2 separate regions of the Homo sapiens genome follow, and region 2 is linked to region 1. Evidence: read pairs that join two places in POLR2A ChIA-PET (ENCODE). Cell type or tissue: endothelial cell of umbilical vein. All regions are shown on one strand.

The links. Peaks named below come from ENCODE experiments on the same cell type or tissue, not always from the same donor. Only the 100,000 strongest peaks of a DNase experiment are listed, where the experiment ranks them.
Region 2: POLR2A ChIA-PET joins it to region 1 with 7 read pairs; 1 of 35 experiments calls an interaction of 5 or more read pairs at or near these places.

The regions. Positions count from the first base shown.
Region 1 is chr16:80,991,554-80,996,553 of GRCh38, forward strand. All of the region lies in intron 2 of CMC2 (C-X9-C motif containing 2), which reads right to left. Among named protein-coding and RNA genes, the nearest start is that of CMC2, 13 kb to the right of the region's middle. In endothelial cell of umbilical vein, no CTCF peak of the experiment used is centred here; a DNase peak (open chromatin) is centred at 1,928; H3K27ac peaks cover 2,212 bases.
Region 2 is chr16:81,515,622-81,520,621 of GRCh38, forward strand. All of the region lies in intron 1 of CMIP (c-Maf inducing protein), which reads left to right. Among named protein-coding and RNA genes, the nearest start is that of MIR7854, 16 kb to the right of the region's middle. RefSeq lists enhancers at 293-942, 2,576-3,273, 3,785-4,403. In endothelial cell of umbilical vein, no CTCF peak of the experiment used is centred here; DNase peaks (open chromatin) are centred at 2,190 and 2,910; H3K27ac peaks cover 3,277 bases.

The DNA of each region.
Region 1 (5,000 bases):
TCACCCAGGCCCAGGAGGTTGAAGCTGCAGTAAGCCAAAATGACACTACTGCACTCCAGCCTGGAAGACATAGTGGACCCTGTCTCCAAAAAAAAAAAAGGTACAGAAACCTAACACGTATCTCAGCCAGGTGATCAACGTCAACATTAACAGTGATAAATTATGTTGTAGTATGCAGCCTTGATGAAAATGTACTTTACCTCTGTGGTCTTCATCCGAAAACACATGATCCCAATCCAATTATGAGGAAAACAAGACAAATTCAAACAGAGGAGCATTCTACCAAATACCTGGCCATTATGCCTCAAACCTTTTCGGGTCATCAAAAACAAAGAAAATGTCACAGATAACAGGAGCCTAAAGAGTGACAAGAACTAAGTGTAATGTGTATCCTGGACGGAATCCTGTAACAGAGAAAAGACATTAGGTAAACACTAACCTGAAGCAATCTGAGTAAGCATGGACTTTAAATAACGATCATGTATCAATATTGGTTTATTAACTGTAACAAACACCTTATCAATGTAAGATGTTAATAATAAGGGACACTAGATGTGAGGTATATGGGAACTCCCTGTACTGCATTCACAATTTCTCTGTAAATCTAAAACTGTTCTAAAAAAACAAAGTCTATTTAAAAATAAAAATTACAAAACAGCTGTATAGTGCTCCATTGTGTGGATGCACCATAGGTCGTTCAACTACTTTACGTTGGGAAAGTGTGTTCCCAACATTTTCCAAGTGCAAACAACACTGCAGTAAATAACTCTATGCATACATTTTTTCATACTGTTAGAGTTATACTTTTAAGATAAATTCCTATAAGTGGGACTGATGGATTAAAAAGCAAATATACGGCAGTTTTGCTACAAGGCAGCAAATTCCTCTCTATAAAGATTATAACAATTTGCAGTCCCATCAGAAATGTATGAGGGTATACAGTGTTGCCAACAGAATGCGCTGTCACACTGTTTAATTTGGCCCCCCTGCAGATAAGTAATGGTATGTTCAGTATATTTAATTTGTATTTCTCTAATTATTGAGGTTGAACATCTTCTCATGTTTAAAGGCCATCTTTTCTTTTTTTTTTAAATTGTCTCTCATGCTTTTGCTCATTTTTCTCTCTGATTTTTGGCCTCTTATTCCCCCTCCTTTTTTTTTTTTTTTTTGTGTAAAGACAGGGTCTCACTTTGTCACACAGGCTGATGTGTTGTACTGCAGCCTCAAACAACTGGGTAAGTGATCCTACTACCTCAACCTTCCAAGTAGCTAGGACTACAGGCATGTGCCATGCCCGGCCACTTTTATTTTTATTTTTTGTAGAGACAGGATCTTGCTATGTTGCCCAAGCTGGTCTGGAACTCCAGGCCTCAAACGATCCTTTATCAATCTTTGATTTTATTGTCTCTGGAATTCAGGGTCCTTACTTAGGCACACTTTCCCCACACCTAGGTTATATAAGAATTTATCCAGGTTTCTTAGTGTTTGTATCGTTTCATTTTTGACATTTAGATGTCTGCCCCATTAGTTGATTCATATGTATGGTATTCTAACTTTTTCCAAACAGCTATGTAATTGTCCCCATGCTATTTACTTAAAAATCTATTTTCCAGACTTCTGCTTCTAGCCATGAAAGAACAAACTGAATATATAAAACAACTATTTTCAGATATTGGGACAACAGACTACAGGACTGTGATAACTGAAAGAAAAAAACAAAACAAAGTGAACCCTACATTCACCTAGCTTTCTACCCACAGACAATTTCCAAACCATGTAGCAGAGAACAGAACTCAAGAGGAGAATGGTAGTTTCACCGAGCAGAGGAGGCAAACGTCAGAGGAATTCGGGCAGGCTGGGGCAGCCGGAATTTGTGAGGTAGAGATAAGCAGCAAAAGAACTCCAGAAATCTACATGGAGCTGCCTTGAGTCACTGACTGAGTATTCACTACACATGTATTGGGTGACTTTCACAATGCCATAGTCACTACGAAGAACAATTACAGCAGCTACAAGCTGAAAAACGCAGAGCTCACACAGGGCTGGGAGTCAATGGAGTCCTTATAAGCCAAAGTAGAGATCTCATTGAATATGCAAGTCAATCAGTAAAGAATCCTAATTTAGTAATTGGGCTAAGCTAACTCTAGAGTAAAGACTATGCCAGCTATGCCCTAAAAATATGTAAAAACACGAACTGCCTGCTGATACAAAAGATAAAATCCAAGTCATCAACAATGTTCAGCCTCAAAAAACAAAAAACCAGTAAACAAGTTTTTTGTAGAAAATGACAAGCTGATTCTAAAATTAATATGGAAATGAAAGTACTTAGAATAGCCAAAACAACTTTGAAAAAAGAACAAAATTGGAGGATTTATACTATATGACTGAGACTTACTACAAGGCAACAGTAATTAAGACAGCATGGTACTGGTGTTAAGAAGAGACATATAAATCAGTGAAACAGACTAGAGAGCCCAGAAATAGACCCACTCACATATGGTAAATTGATTTTTGACAAAGGGACCATGGTAAATCAGCAGGGATAGAACAGTCTCTTCAACATATGGTGTTGAGACAACTGGCTACCCACAGGCAAAGAAAATCAACTTCAACTCACACCTCATACTATACACAAAAATTAACTTGAAATCTCAGATAAGAATACACAAATATCAAAAGAAAAAAATGAAATTAACTTGAAACGAATCATAGACCAATGTAAAGCTAATACGATAGAACTAAAAGAAAATACAGGAGTATCTTTGTGACCACAGAATACACAAAGATCCTTAAGACACAAAAAGCACAAACCATGAAAGAAAAAAAAAAGACTTCATCAAATGTACAAGCTACTCTTTGAAACACATCCTAAAGGAAGTAAAAAAAAAAAAGCCACAGAGAAAATATTCACAATACACTTATCAAAGGATTTGTATCCCAAATGATAAAAAGAATGCTTATAACTCAGTCATAAAACAATCCAATTTTAAAATACAGGCAAAAAATTTTATATGAATGGCCAAAGAAGCACATGAAAAGCATGTCAAAATCATTAGTCATCAGGGAAATACAATTTAAAACCAAAAGGAGATACTACTACATATCCACACAATGGCTGAACTTAAAAAGTTTATAATATTAGGCAGTGGTGATGGACAGTGGTAGGAATGTAGAGTAGTATAAAATGGAAAACAGTTTGGTGGCCTTTTATGAAGGTACATATACACTTAACACATGACCTAGTCATTCCATTCCTAGGTATTTACCCAAGAGAAATAAAATGATGTTTACACAAAGACTTGCACATGATGGCTGGGTGCGGTGGCTCATGCCTGTAATCCCAGCACTTTGGGGGGCCATGGCAGGTGGATCACCTGAGATCAGGAGTTCGAGACCAGCCTGACCAACATAATGAAACCCCGTCTCTACTAAATATACAAAAATGAGCCAGGTGTGGTGACACACACCTGTAATCCCAGCTCCTCAAGAGGCTGAGGCAGGAGAATTGCTTGAACCTGGGAGGCAGAGGTTGCAGTGAGCCAAGATTGGGCCCCTGCACTCCAGCCTGGGTGACAGAGCGAGACTCTGTCTCAAAAACAAATGACTTGTGCATGAATGTTCATAGCAGCTTTATCCAAAATAGCACAGCTGCAAACTGTTTATTTGCCTAAATGTCCATTAATAGGTAAATAAACTGTGGCATATCCATACAATGAACTACTACTCAGAAATAAAAATAAATGAACTAATGACATGTGCAACAGCATGTTATGACCCTCAAAAACATATCATGGTGCAAAATATAGGAATATACAATGTAGGCCAGGTGCAGTGGCTCATGCCTGTAATCCCAGCACTTTGGGAGGCCGAGGCGGGAGGATCACCTGAGGTCAGGAGTTCGAGACCAGCCTGCCCAACATGGTGAAACTCCGTCTCTACTAAAGATAAAAAAAATTAGCCAGGCCTGGTGGCGCACGCCTGTAATCCCAGCTACTAGGCAAACTGAGACAGGAGAAACACTTGAACCTGGGAGGCGGAGGTTGCAGTGAGCCAAGATCGCGCCACTACACTCTAGGTTGGGTGACAGAGTGAGACTCCATCTCAAAAACAAAAAGAATATACGATGTAGTGTAAATTTCTAACAAATTCTAGAACTGCAAAATTCATCTATATCAACAAAAAGTAGTGCAGTGGTTACCTGGGCAAGACGTAAGTTAAGGGTTGGGGACTCACTGCAAAGGGGCACAGGAAACTGATAGAAATGTTTTAGATCTTGACTGTGATGGTGGTTGCATGGGTATCTATATATGACAAAACTCATCAAACTGTATACTTAAAATAGATGCATTTCCTTACATGTAAATTACACCTCAATAAAGTTAATTTTTTAAAATCCATCTTTAGTTCCAGTGATTCAAGAAGCCACCTTTATTATAAGAAATCCATTTGAAAGAAAAAAAAAACAACAACGTTTAAATAGATTTCAATTTAAAAACAGTCATGGACCAAAAAGCAATATACAAATATAAACATAAAACAAAGATTACTTAAAAGCAAGGGTTGAAAAACTCTGCCCCTTAATTTGATTAACCATGGAAATAAATATGATGCGATAATATCCTTATTTATGTCTAGTATTACAAAAAGCACAACATAAATCTAAAGGGCTATACTGGCAAAATCCTCAATAACAAGACTGAAATGTTATTCCACAGAGTCTCTTTCTCTCCGCTGTGCCTCTCTGTTGCCAGACCCTCTCCCCTTTTCTGTCTCTGACTATAACTGACCATATACAAATTGAAATATTCTACTTTAACACAAATAATTAGTTCTTGTTCTTTAAACAGTGAATATTTTATATAGTTTTTACTTTAAAAATCAAAACGTTATGTTTTATTGATGTAGTCTGGCTCATTTGATCTATATGTATAGTGAAATAGCCCAAAAAATATTGTCATCAACAACATTCTTTGAACCAGTAAAAATATCTGACTTCACAT
Region 2 (5,000 bases), 520 kb after region 1:
TCACCGGCTTTATTCTTTTAGCAAATGTGTATCCTGCACCAGGCGCTATTCTAAGGACCGGAGGTTGGTAGCTGTGCCAGTCTGGGCCTGTTTGCCCTTGGGGTCCGTTCCTTGTCCTTGCTCTGATCTGCTGGGTGTGGTCGGGAGCCAATCTCTGTAGGTTCTTGTGTCCCAGGCTCCCGTGTCACTGGATTCAACCCGTGGGAGGAGCTGCTAGGAGGTTGGAAGGCAAGAGGAATGGAGAAGCCAGTGTTTCTACCTCCCTCAGTCTCCAGAGGCCACTCTGATGGCACCTGCAACTCCTCCGTGGCTCCAGCTCCCACTGGACGGACCCTATGGCCTGTCCTCTGTCGGCGCTTCCAGCCCCTGGGCCTCAGTCCTGCCACCTCCCCTGTGTCTCTCTGGCCTGCGGGTGGGGGCAGCTTCCTGCTGTTGCTAATCTCTGGGTTGCTCCATTGCCCCCGTTTGGGTTCTGGGATCTCCTTCCTTGTGTACCCAGTGCCCTGCGTTGGAGTCTCTCAGTTCCAGTGCCCAAGTGGCTTCCATCTCCTGGTTGGACTCTGACTGATCTAGCAATGAAGGTGACATGGCCCCAGCTTTGGGGTGGTTTCTAGTCCAGTCACTTGACTTCAGCAGCCCATTTTCTCACTCTTGATTCCTCCGGGGATTTTCTAAAATACACATGGAATCGCGCTTCTCTCCCGTTTTAAACGTTCTTCTAGCTCCCCCGGGTCCCCTCGTCCACCCGAGTAGGACTGCAATCATATTGAGCTGCTTTCTTTTCCTAAAGGAGCTCTACTTCGGTTCAGCCCTTGGTTTCTGCAGATACGTGCCGTGTTCCAGGCTTGGAAGCCCTCCCCACTCCCTTCCCTGGACACTCTCCCTGGACACTCTCATGCTCTTGCTCTTGGCCAGCCAGCTCTGCCTTCAGGACTCAGCTCATCGCCGTCAGAGGAAGCCTTCCCTGCCCTCCCAGCCTGGATGCATCTCGTCAGTGCGCGGGCACTTGTGCGTCACTGCTGGGGATTGGCTTGCTCTGGGCTGATAGCTTTAGTTGTCTGCAGCCAAACTGTGGGCTCCCTGGGGGCTGGGACCAGGGCTGGCTAGTGTACCACTGTGTCTGGGATGCCTGGCAATAGATATCGAAGCATCTAGGCATCTGTCCTCAGGAAATTCTCTCATGTTTGCATAGACACATACCCAAGTATGTGTCAGGTAGCATAGTGAAAAACCAGATGGCCTCCAAGGTCTTCAGTGAAAAACCACACGGCCTTCAAGGTCATCGGTGAAAAACCAGACGGCCTCCAAGGTCATCAGTGAAAAACCAGATGGCCTCCAAGGTCTTCAGTGAAAAACCAGAAGGCCTCCAAGGTCATCAGTGAAACCCAGACGGCCTCCAAGGTCATCAGTGAAAAATCAGGCAGGTTTCAAGGTCATCACTGAAAAGCCAGACAGCCTTCAAGGTCATCAGTGGAAAACCAGACGGCCTCCAAGGTCTTCAGCGAAAAACCAGACGGCCTCCAAGGTCATCGGTGAAACCCAGACGGCCTCCAAGGTCATCAGTGAAAAATCAGACAGCTTTCAAGGTCATCAGTGAAAAGCCAGACAGCCTCCAAGGTCGTCAGTGAAAAACCAGACGGCCTCCAAGGTCATCAGTGAAAAATCAGACAGCTTCCAAGGTCATCAGTGAAAGAATAGGTCAGTATGTCTTAGTACATTGATTCTGTGGAATATGATGCAGCAATGAAAAAGAATGAAGTGAATCTAAAATGCATGACTGTGGAAAGATATCCAAGACATGTTATTGTCTAAGACTCATCACACAAATGCATAACACAAAGGTATTTTTTAATATGTATATGATTGCATAGAAAAATGAGACCAAGGAAACACCCTCCTCTGGCAAGAGAGTGGGCTTGAATTCAGGTAAAGGGGATTTTGTTGCTTTTCACACTTCTCATTTCTATATTATTCAAATTGTAATGACAGCCCTGTATTCACATATTAGCTGTGAAATTGCAAAGTATGTAATAGGCCATTATGAGAAAGAAAAAGCCCCACATTTTAGCCAGTGTGTCCTTGGAGTCTCCCCCGACAATGCCAGGGAAGTGGGAAACATTTTTTCCTGAAGAAATGTGGAGCAGAGGCGATTCTCTGGGTGTGTTTAGGAAATGATCCCATCCTTCGGGAATGCCGTTTTTGGAGTTCGACGTTCTCTGGAGGCTTGGGAGATGCAGCCAGGGCGCAGAGTTGGCAGTGGCTGCAGACATCTCTTTTCAATGTGGACCTCCTGCCACAGCCACGAGATTCAAGGATTTTCTAGGAAAATGAACGCCAGTGGATGTGTGGAATTTTTTCACAAAGTAAGTGACGGGGGTCCCTTTGCACTTCTCATGCCCCCATGGTTAATTGTGTGTGTGTGCTGGAAGTGGAGGAGGGCGGTGGGTGGTGCAGCTGTTTGAGGACTCACCCTTCTTCGGAAGGCTGGGGTCAATGGGGTGCTGTTTCCCCGAGTCAGTTGAAACGCCCATGGCTAAAGCCTGTGGATCATCTCACCCCTGCATTTCCTATTTGGCTCTCACTTTGGTCGAAAGACAGCGGAGCGCAGAAAATCTGTCATAATTGTGAAAGTAGGACCTGTCATCCTCTAAGGGTCATTCTTCCTGGCCCACCGGGCTTGTTGACACCTGGAGTTGGGTAGCAGAGAGAGGGATGTCGGGACCGTGAATTAACAGTGGCCACCACTTCATGGTGAATGGCATCCAGACAACACCTTCACCTGTCTGGGGAAGAACATAGGCTAGGCCTGGGAGAGGCTGTCTACTGAAGTCCCTGCAGGGGTCCAGGCTGGACTATACCCCTCCAGCTTGGCGAGAGAGCCAAGGACCAGCAAGGGAAGTGATGTACGCTGAGAACCGTCCGGGCGCCCAGCACGGGTCAGGGCCTTTGGCTTACAGGCTGTGTTTATTTCTGAGCAGCCCTATGCAGTTGGCATTAGCATCCTACCGTTCCCACTAGCCAGCTGGGACTCAAACCGATTAAGTAACTGTCTACCTGCTTCCTGTGTTCTGTGTCTGTTGGTGTTGATTAAAAAATATAAAAGGCCAGGTTCATGCCTGTAATCCCAGCACTTTGGGTGGCCGAGGCAGGAAGATCACTTGAGCCCAGGAGTTCAAGACCAGCCTGGGGCAACATAGCGAGACCTGCATCTCTATTTTTTTTTTTTTTTTTTTGAGACAGAGTCTCACTCTGTTGCCCAGGCTGGAGTGCAGTGGTGCGATCTCAACTGACTGCAACCTCCGCCTCCCAGGTTCAAGCAATTATCTGCCTCAGCCTCCTGAGTAGCTGGGATTACAGGCGCCCGCGCCACGCCTGGCTAATTTTTGTATTTTTATTAGAGACGGGGTTTCACCGTGTTGGCCAGGCTGGTCTTGTACTCCTGACCTTGTGATCCACCTGCCTTGGCCTCCCAAATTGCTGGGATTCCAGGCATGAGCCACTGTACCCGGCCTCAAAATATTTTTTAACAGAAGTAGCAGGGTGTGGTGATGCCTGTAGTTGCAGCTACTCAGGAGGCTGAGGTGGGAGGATCACTTGAGACTGGGAGGTTGAGGCTACAGTGAGCTGTGATCGCGCTACTGCACTCCAGCCTGGATGACAGAGTGAGACCCTGTCTCAAAGCAAACACACACACAAAAAGTAAAATCCCTGTGATTATATTTTTGCTAGTACTTGCTAAGCTGTAGCTGCTTCAATTTGAGAGCAGAGCCTGGGCTGCCCAAAGAAAGTCCTGACCCCTTAACTCAGAACTCCGTCAGCAGAGGAATTGGGTTCTCTGGGCTGTTCTCTACTCAGGCACACCCTTGCTGGGCCTCCCATGCCCCAGGGCAGTCCAGGAAATAGTGTGTGCATGGTGGAGGGGAAGGACCTTGACTGAGACCAGACAGGGTTGGAATCTTGGGTCTCCTACTTCCTGTCTCTGTGACCTTGGCCAACCATTTAACCTCACTTGAGGAAATTGAGCCTCAGTTTCCTCATCTGTAAAGTGGGGTTGTTATGACGATAAGACAGGATAAAACACATGAAACAGCCAGCATTTTACCACTTTTAACCTACAGAACGGCAGTTTGACATGGCTCACTCAAGTATGTCCATCATGGAGATGCCTCAGTGAGGTGCTGGGACATGGTAGACTCAGTAATGTTCCCTTCCTCTCCTCCAGCCCTCAGTGTTGAAGGCTTTGTCATCCTGAATGGCGACGAATGGGAAGTGAGCTCTGAAACTGAAACCACCATTTGGGGACAAAAGCTGGCATTGTAGTTGTGGCTCTCTGGGAAGGTCTCATCTGTCTTCTCGGGGCTGTTCCCTAAAGCTGTCATTACGCTGGCTTTGCGGCAGGGGTGCAGCAGCAGTGGGTGGTGATGCGGCTGCTCTTGAGTGGCCTGGTGGGGTCATTTCAGTTTCAAGGCCTTGGAGAGTGTGCTTAGCAGGTGGGGCCTAAGATTTGCATTTCAGCTGCCCAGGTAGTCAAGAAGCGGTATAGCAAAGCGGCTGTGAGCCCATTCTCTGGAGTCCTGCTGGCTGGGTTTGAACCCCAGGTCTGCCTCTTGCCTGCTGGTGCACTCAGCCAAGTTACTTCATCTGTCTGCCTCGATTTCTTCATCTCTAGTGGTTTCTACCTCAGAGACTCTGGGAGCCACAAACAGGATCCCACTTCTTGAACAATGCCTAGAACAAATAAGCAATTTCTATGCTGTAGAGAGTGTTTGCTTACTTAAAATAATGCTTATTAAAAATTGGCGGGTGCAGTGGCTCATACCTTTAATCCCAGCACTTTGGGAAGCCAAGGTAGGAGGATCATTTGAGCCCAGGAGTTCAAGACCAGCTTGGGCAAGATAGTGAGACCCCATCTCTCAGAGAGAGAGAGAGGGAGGGAGGGAGGAAGGGGGAGAGAGAGAGAGAGAGAGAGAGAGAGAGAGAGAAGATAGAAAGAAAGAAAA